Linked DNA regions of Homo sapiens: region 2 is linked to region 1. The links are chromatin contacts, found by POLR2A ChIA-PET in ENCODE. All regions are on one chromosome and are shown on one strand. The core of a region is the stretch at or near the end of the contact, and the rest is flanking DNA. Distances in the headings are between cores, read along the strand shown. Region 1 overlaps LIPE-AS1 (LIPE antisense RNA 1). Region 2 overlaps IGSF23 (immunoglobulin superfamily member 23).

Region 1 (3,166 bases), core at 316-2,815:
AGCCTCCCATAGTGCTGGGATTATAGGCATGAGCCACTGCGTCTGGCCCAAACCCCATGTTTTTTTTTTTTTTTTTGAGACGGATTCTCTGTCGCCTAGGCTGCAGTGCGATGGTGTGATCTTGGCTCACTGCAATCTCTGCCTCTTGGGTTCAAGTGATTCTCCTGCCTCAGCCTCCCTAGTAGCCAGGATTACAGGTGCCCACCACCGCACCCAGCTAATTTTTGTTTGTATTTTTAGTAGAGACAGGGTTTCACCATATTGGCCAGGATGGTCTCGAACTCCTGACCTCAGCTGATCCACCCACTTGGGCCTCTCAAAATGCTGGGATTATAGGTCTGAGCCACCACGCCTGGCCCCAAACCCCACATTCTTAATGGCAGCTCTGGGCCCTACATAATTTCACTTCTTCAGGGTGACCCTGGGAACTTAATTCTAACTTGGGTCCTATTGTAGCTCTTTAACCACCCCAACAGCTCTGTAAGTATAGTTCAGCTTGAGAGAAAGAGACACAGAGAGAGAAACTTCAAGCACTGGGTGTTTGGTGCCTTGGGAGTCAGACAGACTGGACCTGGATTTAAATCCACTTTGTTCTCTATTATCTGCGTGATCTTGGACAACTGACTTAAGCTCTCTAGGGCTCAATTGCGACATTTGTAAAATGAAGATGATACCATGTAATAGTTATAATAGCTACTGTATTGAGCACTTTATATTTATTAATACAGTTAATCCCCATATATCTCTAGGAATTAGGTACTATTGTAGTTGTCATTTCTCAGATAAGAAAACTGAGGCATAGAGAGGTTAAGCAGCATGCCAACAGTAACACAATTCTTAAGTTGTGGAGCTGGGATTCTGAACATGGAAGCCCAACCTCAGAGCCTGTGTCCTTAACTACTGCAGTGGACTATAGTCCACAGAATGTTAACAAGGATTGAGGTGGGGGGAAAAAAACAAAAAAGCCCCCCAAAAACACAAAGCATTTAAAGTACCAGGTATAGAGCTTGGCAATAAGTTATTAAATTACATAACTGATGGCAGTAAATGGCAGCTGTTGCCGCCAGGGTAGAAAAGCCTGTTTTCCAAGCTGTGTTTCCCCATGGGCACACGGAGGATGTGGCCCTCAGTCAGGGCAAGGCAGGAGAGAGACGGGTCTTCCCGCTGTCCAGGGTTTGCAAGGTGTCAGGGCTTCTTCCACTCCGACTCTGTTAGACACAGTTTGTTGGCAAAGTCTTGTTTCTCTAATCCCAAAGTTGCCTAACAGGCCCCGAAAGGAAAACACAGGAGCAGGGTGGCCATAGGAAAGGGCTCCCTTCCAGTGAGCCAGTTGCTCAAGAATCACTTTTCTCACTGCTTCAGAGGAATCTGGCTTTTTGTATCCTGCTGTCTTACCCATTTGGTCAGGGCTCCTGGATAAGCTACCTGGGGAACAGAGTGGGGCCTCTGCCTAAATTGGCACAAGGTGAAGAGTCAATGCCAAGAAACAAAGGAGACCCTGCAGGGACCTGGGGAAACCCAAATCTGGGCTTCAGGGGAAGGGAGCATCAAGCCTGCTCTGATTCTTTGTCATGTATACTTTGGCCCTCTGCCTGGGCTTGTGAATGTCTTGGTTAGTCACTGAGCAGTTCGGGTGCACCTGTCCCATTCAAGACACCAACTGGGTTAGAGGCAGCATGGTTTTTGGCTAAATGTTTTTATGGAAGCTGAGGAACCTGCATTTCACTATAGCTCTGCCACTTTTTAGTTAAGTTGTGTGATCTTGACAGTTTACTCTTTTGTGAGCCTCACTTTTCTCATTTGAGAAAATTATGAAGATCTTTTTTGAGACAGAGTCTCATTCTGTTACCAGGCTGGAGTGCAGTGGCTTGATCACAGCTCACTGTAGCCTCGTCTTCCTGGGCTCAAGCAATTTTCCCATCTCAGCCTCCCAAGTAGCTGGGACTACAGATGTGTGCCACCATGCCTGGCTAATTTTTAAATTTCTTGTGGAGATGAAGTCTCTCTATATTGCCCAGGCTCGTCTGAAACTGCTGGGCTCAAGCAGTCCTCCCACCTCAGCCACCTAAAGTTCTGGAATTATAGGCGTGAGCCACCGTGCCTGGCTGAATTATGAGGATCAAATGACATCATGTACACAAAGGCCTTAGAACAGCAACTTACACATTATAGGTGCTCAGTAAATGCTCATAGTCACAGGTTAGGTGCAGTTGGGAGCTGTGGAGAAATATAAAGTACAATCTCTTGCCTTTAAGGAGGTTGCAGTCTAGATGGGGTGAGAGGTAATAAGATAGAAGATCATGTAAATCACAATGTTGGGAATGCATGTAAAATAATACTGGCTGGTTGTGCGCAGTGGTATTATTGTAGCCAATGAGGTTTATCCGAGGTGCAATTATTGTGAATGGGAAACTTTCGCAATAACATCAGCCAACAAGTGTCATGGACCATGAAGGCTTTGGGAGTTCAGAGCTATGAGAGCTGCCCCATGGGCTAAGCCAGGGAAGGCTTTCTGAACAAGTGAGTGTTGCAAACCTGCAAAGGTTGGAGAGGAAGGTGGAGGGACACTCCAGAAAAAGAACAGAATGAGGCCAAGTAGCATAAGTTCAGAGGATAGGAAGAAAACAGATTGGAACCAAGGGCTTGTAGGAGACATGAGAGGGAAATGAGATTGAATAGGTGGGTTGAGGTCAGGTTGTAAAGAGCTTTGAATGCCGTGCTAAGGAGTTTGGAATTTATCTGAAGGTTTTTGAGGAGGGGAATGATGTTCATATTGTGACCTTGATTTGGCCATGTATTCTTTTAATTTCTCTGGACCTTAGATCCCTTATCTATACAGTAAGAAGTTTGGATCATGTGATTGTAGAGGAGTTTCTCTAGCTAGAGAGTTTATGATTCTATGATACAGGAAGACTATTTTATTTTTGTCTTTATTTATTTATTTATTTTTGAGATGGCGTCTTGCTCTGTTGCCCAGGCTGGAGTGCAGTGGCACGATCTCGGGGCTCACTGCAAGCTCCGCCTCCCTTGTTCACGCCATTCTCCTGCCTCAGCCTCCTGAGTAGCTGGGACTACAGGTGCCCGCCACCATGCCTGGCTAATTTTTTTTTTTTGTATTTTTAGTAGAGACAGGGTTTCACCGTGTTAGCCAGGATGGTCTCAATCT
Region 2 (2,990 bases), core at 59-2,558, 2.2 Mb after region 1:
GAGGCAGGAGGATCACTTGAGCCCAGGAGTTAGAGACCAACCTGGACAACATAGTGAGACCCTGTCTCTACCAAAAAAAAAAAAAAAAAAAAAAACTAAAAATTTAATCAGGCATGGTAATGCCACCTGTAGTCCCAGCTGCAATGGGAGGATCACTTGAGCCCAGGAGTTTAAGGCTACAGTGAGCTGTAATCGCACCACTGCACACCAGCCTGAGTGACAGAGGATGACTGTCTCAAAAAAAAAATCACCATTGTCATCATCTAAGGAGTGGTTCAAAGCAATGGCTTTGGAATTTGAATCCCTGGCTGTGTGACTCTGAGCCAGTGCCTTGACTTCTCTGTGCCTCAGTTTCCTCATCTATAACACTGGGAAGATAATAGTGCCTACCCCAGTGTGTAGTTGTGAGCATTCAATGAGATAAGCCGGTGAATAGCTTAAAACAATAATGTCTAGCACTATCGAACACTAATGAGTGCTCAATAACCGTGAGCCAATAACACTGTTGCAATTAGCATTGTCATTATTAATTGTAGCTATTACCATATACAGTCGGTATATGGAGCCCTAGGTGGCAATCAAAATGACAGCAAGTTGTTGAGATCAGAGAAGTGGTTTGGGACCTGGTCAAAACTCAGTTCAGTCCCTGTTCCCGTGCCTTCCTGGCTGGGTAACTTAGCGCAAGTGACTTCCCCTCTCTGAGCCCCAGTTTCCTCATGTGTATAATGGAGGTAATCCTATATACCTCTTCAGGGTTGTTATAAGGAACGAAAACAAGGGGTGACTGAGTTTGGCAGAACAACTGTCAGGCAGCAGGTGCCTTGAATAGCAGCTGTTATGGTGAATATTGTTTTTAGTGTGTTATTCATGGAGGGACACATGGTGATATGGTTTGGCTGTGTCCCCACCCAAATCTCATCCTGAATTGTAGCTCTCATAATCCCCATGTGTCATGAGAGGGACCCGGTAGGAGGTAACTGAATCATGGGGTCAAGTTTTTCCCATGCTGTTCTCGTGATAGTCAATAAGTCTCACGAGTTCTGATGGTTTTACAAAAGGCAGTTCCCCTGCACACATTCTCTTGCCTGCCGCCATGTAAGACATGCCTTGCTCCTCCTTCACCTTCTGCCATGATTGTGAGGCCTCCCCAGCCATGTGGAACTGGGAGTCCATTAAACCTCCTTTTTTTTAATAAAGTACCCAGTCTCAGGTATTTCTTCATAGCAGTATGAAAATGGACTACCATGGCTTGGAGTGAACTAGAGGTATGCAGAGGAACTGGCCAGGAGAGAAGAGAGGGAGGGTATTTGGGGTAGGAAAGAATGCATGAGTCAAGGTTCAGAGCTGGGACATGGAAATGGAATGCGTGATGGGAATCTCAGCTTGGCTGGGTCCCAGAGAACCACCTCACCTCCCTGGCCAGGGTCCAGTGGGAGCTTCAGGGCTGATGCACTGGGGGAAAAAATGTAAATCTTATATCACCTAGTGACCCTGATATTCAGTGAGAAGGACAATACTTCCAAGACCTCCTTTGCTCATTCATCAACTGCCCAGGAAATGTTTATGAGCACTTGCTGTGTGGCCAGCCCACACAGCTGGGAACACTCTGGTGACCAAGACAGCTGCAGCCCTGCCTTCACAAGACTTACAGTCCAGTGTCCACAGACAGTGATCACCAGAGTGGGCAGGGCTGGGATGGGGGAGCCCAGAGAGCTATGAGACTCAGCCTAGGAGTTAAGGAGGGCTTCCTGGAAGAAGGGACACCTGAGCTGAGAATTATGCTTAGCTGGCCAGGTACAGTGGCTCATTCCTGTAATCTCAGCACTTTGGGAGGTTGAGGCGGGTGGGTCACTTGAGGCTAGGAGTTTGAGACCACGCTGGCCAACATGGTGAAGTAGATGGTGAAGAAGATGGTGAAACCCCATCTCTACTAAAAATACAAAATTTAGCTGGGAATGGTGGCATGTGCCTGTAATCCCAGCTACCAGGGAGGCTGAGACACAAGAATTACTGGAACCCAGGAGGTGGAGGTTGTAGTGAGCTAAGATTGTGCCACTGCACTCCAGCCTGGTGACAGAGGGAGACTCTGTCTCAAAAAAAAAAAAAAAAGGAATTATGCAAGCCAAGAGAGAGAGATGGCATTCCAGAGAGACAGTGCAGCATGGACAGGCCTGGAGGCAAGAGAGAAAGAAAGGGATGAGCTTGGAAAATTGAGTGGAGTCCAGGGTTGCATGGCTATAAAGGCAGGGCAATGAGAGAGATGAGGCTGGCCAGGTGGCAGGGCCTCGAAGGCTAAGGTGAGAAACTGACTTCTGCCCCAGGGTGCTGGGAAGCCACAGCAGGGTTCTGAGCAGGGGAGGAACAGGGTCAGGTGTGAGCTTTAGAAAGATCCTCCTGGCTTCCATGTGGTAGGAAGGTGGATGGGTGCTGGACTAGGGCAGGAGAGCAGGGAGGAGAGGGGGCCAGAGACCTGGAGGATGGAAGAGAAGGATGGATTGAAGAGACACTTGGGAGGGGGAATGGCAGGAGGGAGGGGTGCACAGGGAGGGCGGGCAGATGGCTCCTCCAATCTCACCCCTCCTTGGTCCCCAGAACCCATCATGCAGCCCACAGAAGCAGAGCCCATGGAGCCAGACCCCACTCTGTCCCTGTCAGGAGGCTCTGCCATCGGGCTCCTTGCGGCTGGGATCCTGGGAGCCGGGGCACTGATTGCAGGCATGTGTTTCATCATCATCCAGAGCCTAAGGTACCTCTATCCCTCACCCCCGTCCACTGGGCAACATCCACTCAGCCCCCATGGGGCACAGAGCTGGCTCAACAAGGAAACAGAGATGAAACCAACACCCCCATCAGGGAGGGTGATAGCGACTCCTGAGGAGCCCATCTGACTCACTGGTTTCCAAAATGGGATCACAGCAACAAAGAGATAGAAGAGGACACTAGAGCTGGGCTGTCTGGCTTCAAGTCCCAGCTCTGTAACTTACTAGCAG

Evidence for each region. ChIA-PET counts read pairs that join two places held with the same protein, here RNA polymerase II (POLR2A).
Region 2: POLR2A ChIA-PET joins it to region 1 with 33 read pairs in PC-9. The contact joins two enhancer-like sites. POLR2A ChIA-PET finds 5 or more read pairs at or near these places in 2 of 52 experiments (PC-9 and activated B cell).

What each region holds. Positions count from the first base shown.
Region 1 is chr19:42,470,531-42,473,696 of GRCh38, forward strand. All of the region lies in intron 1 of LIPE-AS1 (LIPE antisense RNA 1), which reads left to right. It also overlaps the pseudogene RNU4-60P. Among named protein-coding and RNA genes, the nearest start is that of CXCL17, 29 kb to the left of the region's middle. RefSeq lists enhancers at 782-1,762, 2,743-3,166. Within about 2 kb of position 1,566, at least 4 of the 41 ENCODE cell types and tissues checked have a DNase peak (open chromatin) inside an H3K27ac peak, as active enhancers do; they include PC-9, where a contact is called at or near this core.
Region 2 is chr19:44,624,828-44,627,817 of GRCh38, forward strand. It overlaps IGSF23 (immunoglobulin superfamily member 23), which reads left to right. Exons shown (of 5, transcript NM_001205280.2): 3 at 2,593-2,746. Among named protein-coding and RNA genes, the nearest start is that of IGSF23, 13 kb to the left of the region's middle. Within about 2 kb of position 1,309, at least 7 of the 41 ENCODE cell types and tissues checked have a DNase peak (open chromatin) inside an H3K27ac peak, as active enhancers do; they include PC-9, where a contact is called at or near this core.